2 separate regions of the Homo sapiens genome follow, and region 2 is linked to region 1. A link is an interaction called in ENCODE POLR2A ChIA-PET data of the cell type or tissue named here. Cell type or tissue: MCF 10A. All regions are shown on one strand. Links, peaks and the distances in the headings refer to the core of each region. The heading gives the core; the rest is flanking DNA.

Evidence for each region. Peaks named below come from ENCODE experiments on the same cell type or tissue, not always from the same donor. Only the 100,000 strongest peaks of a DNase experiment are listed, where the experiment ranks them.
Region 2: POLR2A ChIA-PET joins it to region 1 with 11 read pairs; 8 of 35 experiments call an interaction of 5 or more read pairs at or near these places.

The regions. Positions count from the first base shown.
Region 1 is chr17:63,598,268-63,603,643 of GRCh38, reverse strand. It overlaps TACO1 (translational activator of cytochrome c oxidase I), which reads right to left and starts at 2,749. Exons shown (of 5, transcript NM_016360.4): 1 at 2,281-2,749. The coding sequence starts at 2,560. In MCF 10A, for the core only: no CTCF peak of the experiment used is centred there; a DNase peak (open chromatin) is centred at 2,783.
Region 2 is chr17:63,459,485-63,464,860 of GRCh38, reverse strand. No RefSeq gene overlaps it. Among named protein-coding and RNA genes, the nearest start is that of ACE, 15 kb to the left of the region's middle. RefSeq lists an enhancer at 3,950-4,019. In MCF 10A, for the core only: no CTCF peak of the experiment used is centred there; DNase peaks (open chromatin) are centred at 2,160 and 3,860.

The sequences.
Region 1 (5,376 bases), core at 300-5,299:
ACCTCCCACTCCCGGGTTCAAGGGATTCTCCTGCCTCAGCCTCCTAAGTAGCTGGGATTACAGGTGTCTGCCACCATGCCCAGCTAATTTTTGTATTTTTAGTAGAGATGAGGTTTCACCACGTTGGCCAGGTTGGTCTCGAACTCCTGACCTCAAGTGATCCACTCACCTTGGCCTTCCAAAGTGCTGGGGTTACAGGCATGAGGCACCGTGCCTGGCCAGAACTTTCTAATTCATTGTCTTTAGGGATGGTTTTCATTCTGCTAGGTTTCAGCGATCTCTACTTTGTGTCAGATGAAGAAGGGTTATAGATGGTAACAACACTTCCTGGACTCATTACTGCTCTTACTCTACTACTTTGTGCATAATAATTATTTTTATTTTATTTTATTTTTATTATTATTTTTTGAGACAGAGTTTTCCTCTGTTGCCCAGGCTGGAGTGCAGTGGTGTAATCTCGGCTCACTGCAAGCGCCGCCTTCTGGGTTCACGCCATTCTCCTGCCTCAGCCTCCTGAGTAGCTGGGACTATAGGCGCCCGCCACCACCACGCCTGGCTAATTTTTTTGTATTTTTAGTAGAGACGGGGTTTCACCGTGTTAGCCAGGATGGTCTCGATCTGACCTCGTGATCCGCCGGCCTCAGCCTCCCAAAGTGTTGAGATTACAGGTGTGAGCCACCGTGCCCAGCACTTTGTGCATAATTATTGAAATGTTCACATGACATTGTGATCTGAGGGTAGGGGCTGTATCTCATCATCTTTCTAGTACCAATGGCATGCCTGGCACAAAATAAACACAAGTTGGTTGAACTTCATTGGGATGCAGTGGCTGATACCTGCAATCCCAGCACTTTGGGAGGTGGAGGTGGGTAGATCATTTGAGGTCAGGAGTTCGAGACCAGCCTGGCCAACATGGTGAAACCCTGTCTCTATTAAAAATACAAAAAAATTTAGCCAGGCATGGTGGTGCACACTTGTAGTCCCAGCTACTCCGGAGGCTAAAGCAGGAGAATCACTTGAGCCTGGGAGGTGGAGGTTGCAATGGGCCAAGATCACGCCACTGCACTCTACCCTGGGTGACAGAGTGAGACTCTGTCTCAAAATAAATAAATAAATAAATAAATAAAAGTTGCTTGAACTTAATATCAAGAATTTTGAAGAAAAGGAAGCAAACAAATACCAGGCATGAGCTGAGGGGGTAAATTAACATTAACTGAATGCCTATGATGTGCCATAAACCATAAACTACCTCAAGGTGGGTATTATCCTTGTTTCAGAGAAACTCAAGTTAAGCTACTTGTTCAAGGTTAGTCAGTGACAGAAACCAGTCTTCCTGACTCCAAAGTCCACAGTTTCTCTCTCTTTTTTTTTTTTTTTTTTTGAGATGGAGTCTTGCTCTGTCACCCAGGCTGGATGGAGTACAGTAGAGCAATCTCGCTTACTGCAGCCTTCAACTCCTGGGTTCAAGCAATTCTCCTGCTTCAGCCTCCCGAGTAGCCAGCATTACAGGCATGCACCACCATGCCCAGCTGTTTTTTTTTTTTTTTTTTTTTGTTATTTTTAGTAGACACAGGGTTTCCCCATGTTGGCCAGGCTAGTCCTGAACTCCTGACCTCAAGTGATCTGCCTGCCTCTGGCCTGGGATTACAGGCTGTGCCACTGCGCCCAGTCCAAAGTCCATGCTTTCTACAGGACTTTTCCTTTGCTCCTACAGATGTCTGGCCCTAAACAGAAAAAAAGCCTTTTCAGTGTGGCGACCTAAGGGAGAAAAGACATGGCTGCAAATCTACCTTCCAAGGAAATGTGTCTTGGGGAAACATTAATGAAGCAAACTAAGGCCTAAGCTAAGGCCTAAGCACTTAAGTAATAGCTTTACTCAGTGCCCCTGCCACAACCAATAAGGTACTTGAGGCGACTTCAGAGGGGTTGATTTGTCTCTTCAGGAGAGACACACATCTGCCCTGACTCTTAGGGCTTGTTTCTATTAAGTACCCAGCTAGATTAGGATGAAGTCACTTCTACCTTACCGGCTTATCTTCTTAAGAGCAGCTCCCTCTCTGACAAACTGGCCAGATGCTCAGCGTCTGGAAAAGTGAGTGAGAACCTCCAACGTAGGGTAGGTGTTTTGAGGATTTATGAGGTGGGCAATGGTGGGTACTGGGGAAGGAAAACAAAGTGAAGGGCCGGAGATCTAGGTGGGCCCAATTCCGAGAGGCAAGCGAGGCTGCGGGCACTGAGAGGGCAGCGGCAGCCAGTGCTGGGTGACCGTCAGGGTCTCACCTTTCACTGCCAGGCGGATGTTCAAACAGAGTTTGGAGAAGATGCGACTCCTTTCGACGTCCTTCGGACCCTTGATGTGCCTGACTTTGGACCACTTGTTGTGCCCGGCGGGGACAGCCGCGGTAAAGTGCAGCGTCCTGCCCGGAGCGGCACCGCAGCCCCGGGGCTCGGGGTGGGAGGGCCGGGGGTCGCGCGGAGGAGCCGCCCTGACCCCGGGGCCTCGTGCCAGCAAGCATCGGGCAGCGGCCCTGCTTAGGCTGGCAGCAGCCCAAGCCGACATCGGTCCCGACCCTGGGGTTCAAGCTGCTAGCAGCAGCGGCCAACGCCGGCGCGTCTCTTCCACTGCCGGAACAAGCAGTTCCGGACCCCGCGGCCGCCTGTGCCGGTCACCTGAGATCCAAAGGCTTGGGCCCGCCCGGGGCGGCTCAACAGCTAATGACCCTACACTGTCCCCGCGGCACCCGGGACTGGGGGCCCTTGATGGCGTAGCACACTTCCTTTACCGGGTTCGCTCCAAAAACACGTCCCCACTGCCCGCAAAGTCCGTTCCGTGGCTGCACGGTACTCGCTCCTCTCTTGCCCTTGAGCAGATCTAGTTAGTGCTCAAGCCCTCACGGTTGCCTAGAGAGCGCCGGACTTTGTTTCTCATAATGTTTTAGTGGAGACACATCTGAGTTATGAAACTGACTTTGCTTCCAAATTGCTGCCTAAATCTGAGCAAGTCCAGAATGATATTTTGTTGTTGCCTCATTGTACTGGGAAAGAAACTGCTGCCAGAGAAGTGAATTGCCCAAATGTTTAATCTCTCTGAACGTCTTCCCTATTTATAAATAAGGATCTAATATTTGCTTTATCAACATAGGAAAGTTAGAAACACAAAATGAGCCCTTAGAGCTTTAAAGTAATAAAGTTTTATGTAAATAGCCACAGTGCACTTAAGCCCCTAGATGCAAGAGATGGTTTGGGACAGACTCAGATGAGTCACAGGCCTTTGGGAGAGGGAGAATGATCAGACAAGCCCTTTGGAGCTAAACTCCCCTCTTCATTTTCTCTCTGCTGTCTCGAAAGAGAAAACCGAATCCGTTAGAAGATGGAGAGAAACAAAGCGGCAGCTGCTGAAAAGCTTTGTAGTGACTCCCATGCTGGTGAGATTAAGTCCAAAGGGCATGACATATCAGGTAGAGAAGCAGGACAGCCGGGCGCGGTGGCTCACGCCTGTAATCCCAGCACTTTGGGAGGCTGAGGCAGACGGATCGCTAGGTCAGGAGTGCCAGACCAGTCTGACCAACATGGTGAAACCCCGTCTCTACTAAAAATACAAAAAAATTAGCCGGCCGTGGTGGCGCGCGCCTGTAATGCCAGCTACTCAGAAGGATGAGGCAGGAGAATCGCTTGAACCCGGGAAGAGGAGGTTGCAGTGAGCCGAGATCGCGCCACTGCACTCCAGCCTGTGCGACAGAGCGAGAATCCAACTCAAAAAAAAAAAAAAAAAAGAGAGAGAGAGAGAGAGAGAAGCAGGACAGTGTGAAGTCCAAGTTTGTGCCCTCTGCAGTTAGACTGGGTGGCTTCAAACCCTGGTTGTTCCATTTTCTAGTGTATCCTTGGGCAAGTTCCTTTACTTTCCTGTTTCAGTTTCCTTACCATAGAATGGCCTTGTGAGGACTAAATGGGATAATGGATGCAAAGCACAAAAGCATAGATTTTTTATTTTTTATTATATAAGAACCTCCATGGGGCTGGGTGCGGTGGCTCACGCCTGTAATCCTAGCACTTTGGGAGGCCGAGGCTGGCAGATCACTTGAGGTCAGGAGTTCAAGACCAGCCTGGTCAACATGGTGAAACCCCGTCTCTACTAAAAATACAAAAATTAGCCAGGTGCGGTGGGTGCCCATAGCCCTTCATACATGCTTGCACCTTAGCACTTACCTTTTAAAAAAATATCAAAATGTTTATATCTGTTTCTACCGTAATACTAAATTCTCTGAGAGTAGGACTGTACTTCCTATGCCCAACACAGTTCTCATTTTTTAAAAAATTAAGTTTTGACATATTTCACAGATCACACAGATCACCAATTCAAAGTGTACAATGTGTTATAGAATATTCAGAGCTGTGCACAATTGATTTTACATTTTCATCATCCCCAAAAGAAGTCCTGTACCCATTAGCAATCATTCCCTATTTCCCCCCAATTCCCACAGCCCTAGGCAATCACCAATTTACTTCTGTCTCTGTGGGTTTGCCTCTTCTGGACATTTAATATGAATGGGCCCACACACTATGTGGCCTTTGGTAACTGGCTTCTTTCACTTAGCATGATGTTTTCAGGATTCTTGCATGTTGTAGCATGTATCAGTATTTCATTTCTATTGCCAAATAATATTCCATTGTATGAATATACCACGTTTTATTTATCTGTTCATCAGGCAATGGACATGTGGTTGTTTCCACCTTCTATGATGAATAATGAGGCTGTGAACATTCATGTACACATTGCTGTGTGGACCTATGTTTTCACTTCTTTTAGTTATATACCTAGGAGTGGAATTGCTGGGTCATATCATAACTATGTTTAACCTTTTGTGGGATTGCCAGACTGTCTTCTAAAGTGGTTGTATCATTTTACATTCCCACCAGCAATATATGAGGGTTTAATTTCTCCATATCATGAATTTTTTTTTTTTTTTTTTGCTTTGTTACCCAGGCTAGAGTCCAGTGGAGCAATCATAGCTGACTGCAGCATAGAACTCCTGGGCTCAAGTGATCTTCCCATCTCAGTCTCCCAAGTAGATGAGATTACAGGTGTGAGCCACTGGCTAAATTTGTTATTCTTTTTGACTATAGTTATCACCATCCTTGTGGGTGAGAAGTATTATCTCATTGTGGTTTTGATTGTATTTCCTGAATGACTACTAATGGTAAGCATCTTTTCATGTGCTTATCAGCCATTCATATATAGTATTACTTTTTGCAATTTAAAAATAGTTTATTCAGGCCAGGCATGGTGGCTCACACCTGTAATCCCAGCACTTTGGAAGGCCGATTTGGGGCAGATAATGAGGTCAGGAGATCGAGACCATCTTGGCTAACACGGTG
Region 2 (5,376 bases), core at 185-5,184, 140 kb after region 1:
AATGGACATTTGAGTTACTTTTTGTTTTTTGCTATTACAAAATGATTTGCCAGGAACATTTTGTACATGTCCCCTTGGTATACATAAGCAATTTTATATCTGTTGAATCTAATAGCAAGATATCAGGGCTTGTAAATTGTATGCCTTTTTTTCATTCCATTTTTTAGTGGTTCATTTTTATTGTATTTTACAAGAAGGATTATTCCCCAAACAAACTGGAAATTAACACAGAAACAAGACAGGTCCTCCACCACAGTTTGAGAGAAGTACTGCTGTAGGGAATACACTGGGAGTAAAGTCACTGGGCCAAGGCTGTGCAGGTGTTCAAAGGTATGCAAAAGTTCAAGGGTATCCAGATGTCAAATTGCTTTCAAAATAGTTGCACTGATTTGCACTCCCACCAACAGTGGATAAGAGTTCCCACATTGCTCCATAGCTTCACCAACACTTACTACTGTCCAATTTTTTAATTTTTGCCAATTTGAGGGGCATGACATTTTCATTACCTTGTTGCTGATGAGGTTAAATATCTTTGCATATGTTTACAGGACATGTGTGCTTTCTCCTCTGTGATATTCCTGTTTGTGTTCTTTGCCCATTTCTTTTCTTTTCCATACTGATTCTTAAGAGTTCTTTATATATTCTTGATATTAATCCTTTGTCATTTAAATGTGTTACAGATATCATTTCCAGTCTGTGACTTGCATGAATTTCTTTGGTGGTGGTGGGGGGGTGTCTTTTGATAAACAGGAGGTCTTACTTTGAATGCAGTTGGATTCTATCTCTTTTTTCTTTTTTGGCCAGCTCCTCTTCACTCATGCTGTTTTCCTGGGCAAAGCTCCCGCACGGCCCTCATCAAACCGACAAGCCTTTTTTAATCTGCACCCTGCTGCTTCCAGCCTCCTCTCAGTCCCACTTTATACTCAGTAGTTTATTCCAGAGCTGATGTTTTCACCTCTGAGTCTCTCTGCTGCAAAGACCCTCTTTTGTCTGCTTGTAGAACCCCCAAGTCATTCCTCAAACCCCACTCTGGCACAACCTCTGCTTCTCAGAAGCTCTTCCAGACCCCCAAGGCTGAGTCACTTCTTCTATTCAGTGAACCCCAAGCTGAGCATCGGATGATTGATAGTATATAGGTTTTTCATTACTCAAATGGGACAATTAGGCTGGGCGCGATGGCTCATGCCTGTAATCCCAGCACTTTGGGAAGCCGAGGCAAGTGGATCACTTGAGGTCAGGAATTCAATACTAGCCTGGCCAACTTGGCAAAACCCCATCTTTACTAAAAGTACAAAAATTAGCTGGGTGTGGTGGCGGGCTCCTGTAATCTCAGCTACTCGGGAGGCTGAGGCAGGAGAATCACTTGAACCCAGGAGACGGAGGTTGCAGTAAGCGGAGATCATGCCACTGCACTCCAGCCTGGGTGACAGAGCAAGACTCCCTCTCAAAAAATAAATAAATAAATAAAATAAAATAAAATAAAGATAAAATGGGATAATCACTACTTTTAATAAGTGAAATTTATTTAAAGTTAATTTTAAATTTCAAAAAATGAGATTCTTTAAGAATGGGATGCTTGGAAGGGGAAAACAATCGGGAAACGCTGCTCTCTGGCCAGTAATGTCTCTGGTATCCTCGACATCATCCTGTCCACATCCGAACGTTTTCAAGGACAGAAGCTCACTACTTCTGTGGGCTGAGCCACTGTGGTTGTTAGAAATTGCTTTGTTATGCTAAATGTGTCTCCTGCCTCTTCTTTAGGTTTATTGTTTTTCTTTTTCTTTTTTTTCTCTTTTTTTTTTTGAGACAGAGTCTCGCTGTGTCGGCCAGGCTGGAGTGCAGTGGTGCAATCTCAGCTTACTGCAACCTCCGCCTCCTGGGTTCAAGCAATTCTCCTGTCTCAGCCTCCCAAGTACCTGGGATTATAGGCATGCGCCACCAAGCCTGGCTAATTTTTATATTTTTAGTAGAGACGGGGTTTCACTATGTTGGCCAGGCTGGTCTTGAACTCCTGACCTCAGGTGATCCACCCACCTCGGCCTCCCAAAGTGCTGGGATTACAGGCATGAGCCACTGCCCCAGGCCAGGCTTATTATTACAGGCATGAGCCACCGCCCCAGGCCAGGCTTATTGTTTTTCACTGTGCTTTCTAGAGAAACAATGAGTCTTTTCTCTTTGACATGGCCACTGTCCAAGATGAGAGGTAGCAACCCCATGTCTTTTTTTTTTTTTTTTGAGACGGAGTCTCACTCTGTCACCCGGGCTGGAGTGCAGTGGCGCAATCTCGGCTCACTGTAAGCTCTGCCTCCCAGGTTCACACCATTCTCCTGCCTCAGCCTCCAGAGTAGCTGGGACTACAGGCGCCCGCCACCACGCCCGGCTAATTTTTTGTATTTTTACTGGAGATGAGGTTTTACTGTGTTAGCCAGGATGGTCTTGATCTCCTGACCTGGTGATCTGCCCGCCTTGGCCTCCCAAAGTGCTGGGATTATAGGCATGAGCCACCACACCCGGCCACAACCATGTCTAAGCATGTCTCCTTTTCTCCAGGAGAAACACAGTGCCTTCAGTGATTCCCGGGGAGAGAAGTTCTCTGTATCCTGATGCTCTGTCATCTTCTCATGGATGGACTGCAGATTTTCCACATCTCTCCTAAACTATGCTGCCTGTATTTAAGTAAAGCCTGTGGGCTGGCCTAACATGCGCAGAGGGAGCCCTGGTCCACTTAATGCAATTCCTTCCCTTGGTGCAGCCGAAGAGGGCTGAGGTTGTTCTGGCAGCCTCCTCACCTGCTGCAGCTCATATAGAAACTGAGAGTCAGGCCGGGCGCGGTGGCTCACGCCTGTAATCCCAGCACTTTGGGAGGCCGAGGCTGGCAGATCACGAGGTCAGGAGATCGAGACCATCCTGGCTAACACGGTGAAACCCTGTCTCTACTAAAAATACAAAAATTAGCCGGGCGTAGTGGCGGGCGCCTGTAGTCCTAGTCCCAGCTACTCGAGAGGCTGAGGCAAGAGAATGGCGTGAACCCAGGAGGCGGAGCTTGCAGTGAGCGGAGATGGAGCCACTGCACTCCAGCCTGGGCGACAGAGCGAGACTCCGTCTCAAAAAAAGAGAAAAGAAACTGAGAGTCAGTGCAAACCCTCAGATCTTTTCCGTATGAAAGATGGCCAGTTTGTCGATGTGCATCTGACTTCTCTCTTTTAAATGCTGACTGTCAAGTTCAATCTTAATTTCTTTTGACTCACTCAGCAATCCCATCTTAACTCTCACGTCTCATTTTAGCTCTTCCCCTCAGTTTTCGGTCAAGCACAAACTTACTAAGCAAGATGTTGTTTTGTTTTGTTTTGTTTTTTTTTTGAGATGGAGTCTAGCTTTGTCACCAGGCTGGAGTGCAGTGGTGCGATCTCAGCTCATTGCAACCTCCACCTCCCGGGTTCAAGCGATTCTCGTGCCTCAGCCTCCCAAGTAGCTGGGATTACATGTGCCCATCACCATGCCTGGCTAATTTTTGTATTTTTAGTAGAGATGGGGTTTCACCATGTTGACCAGGTTGGTCTTGAACTCCGAACCTCCAGTGATCTGCCTGCCTCAGCCTCCCAAAGTGCTGGGATTACAGGTGTAAGCCACTGTGCCCGGCTGTTAGGTGTATTTCACCACAGTAAAAAACAATAAATTACAAAAAATGGTGACATGCCAGGGACAATGCAGTGTGGCAACTCATCTGGCCCTGTCTCCAGTGTACCCTGCTATAGGATGTCAGGCCCAGAATCCCAGGAAGCAGGGGAGGAGAGGGAGGTACCTCTTCATTTCAGGCCCAGGATACAGCCCAGCTCTGCCGTGGCTGCGGACAGTGACAATCTATCTCTGCCTCCCAGGCCAGGAACATGTGAGTAAGCTTTGACTCATATCTGTCTTTTCTCCTATTGCCTAATCTTGCCTGGTCTTAATTAAAAATGTCTCCTTCCCTTTCTTACACTCACTCATTCCTCCGCAGGTTTTCACCGAGACCTACAAAGAGCAGTCACCGACCGTGCCCAGACACCTTGGTGAGCAGGGACAGCCTGGTCGCACTGTTATAGGAAAGGGGTCCCGATCCAGACCCCAAGAGAGGGATCTTGGATCTTGCTCAAGAAAGAATTCAGGGCGAGTCTGCGGTGCAAAGGAAAAGCAAGTTTATTTAGAAAGTCAAGTGGTGAAAGAACAGCTACTCCATAGACAGAATAGGGCATTCCCAAAAGTAAGAGGAGGAATGCATCCACCCTAGGTACAGTGCTTGTATATATATAGGATAAAAAAAGATCATGGGGAGATGTGCTCTGCTACAGGGTTTGTGATAAAGGATTCTTTTTTAAAATTACCAAATTTTGCAAGAATCAATATTATTATCTTTGAAGCAAAATTAGGAATGCCTTTGTTCTCGAGATATCGGGATATCTGGACACTCCGAAGTTTGGGTTTGTTAGTAAACATTATTAATCCATTTCCTTAACTGTAAACATCTAGAGGCTGGGAATAGCCTTCTGGGAATGCAAGTCCCAACTTCATTTTCCTAGCCCTCACTCAAGATGGAGTCGCTCTGGTTCAAATGCCTGTGATACCACCTCTCCAGGCTCCCGGGATGTTTAAACAAGCCACTCCCAGAGAGGCGATATGAAAGGTGCAGGGCAGGCCCTGAGCCCTGGCCACAGGCGATGCTTAAGCTGAGCCCTGAAAGGAGGAGTAGGAGTTCAGCAGGCAAGTTGTTAGAAGACTCGCATTTCAAGCAGAAGGTCTGGAAAGACGTGCTGACTGATCGGCAGGAGGCTGTGAGCTGTGGATGATACGGAGACTGCAGAAGCTGAGGCCATGGAGCTAAGGCGGGCTCAGACTTCCTCCTGAGGGCAACAGGTTTTTAGCTGGGGAGGACCATGACCAAATCTGCCTTTCCCAGTCACCTCTCTGATCTCTTTGATGCAGTGTAGATCTGTGCTTAGCAAACTCAGAAGGCCCTGTCACCACCAGGAAGGAAGAGACCCCACGACTGAGGGCAGTGGTAGGTTTAGGGGCTGGCTGCAGGTGGGACCGAAAGGGATAGCTGTGGACTGGCTGGCTTTGGGGGGGGGGTGAAGAGTGGAGGGGGTGATGATGCCTTCTATGGGGAGGGGGACATGCTAGAAACAGTTTTGGGGGAGGTGGGAAGGAGGGTAAGCAGATGAAGGATTTGGGTCTTGGACATGCTGCTAGTTTGGCTTTGACGGTGCAGGTCCTCTGCTATGATGTGAGTGGCTGTGCCCGCCAGTTCCTCTTCTCACTCCCTTCTAGGGCTATGAGATTTGTGACCCTTTCCTCTGCCTGCCTCTGCCCCTGCCCATTGGGACCCTGCTGGACCAGGCA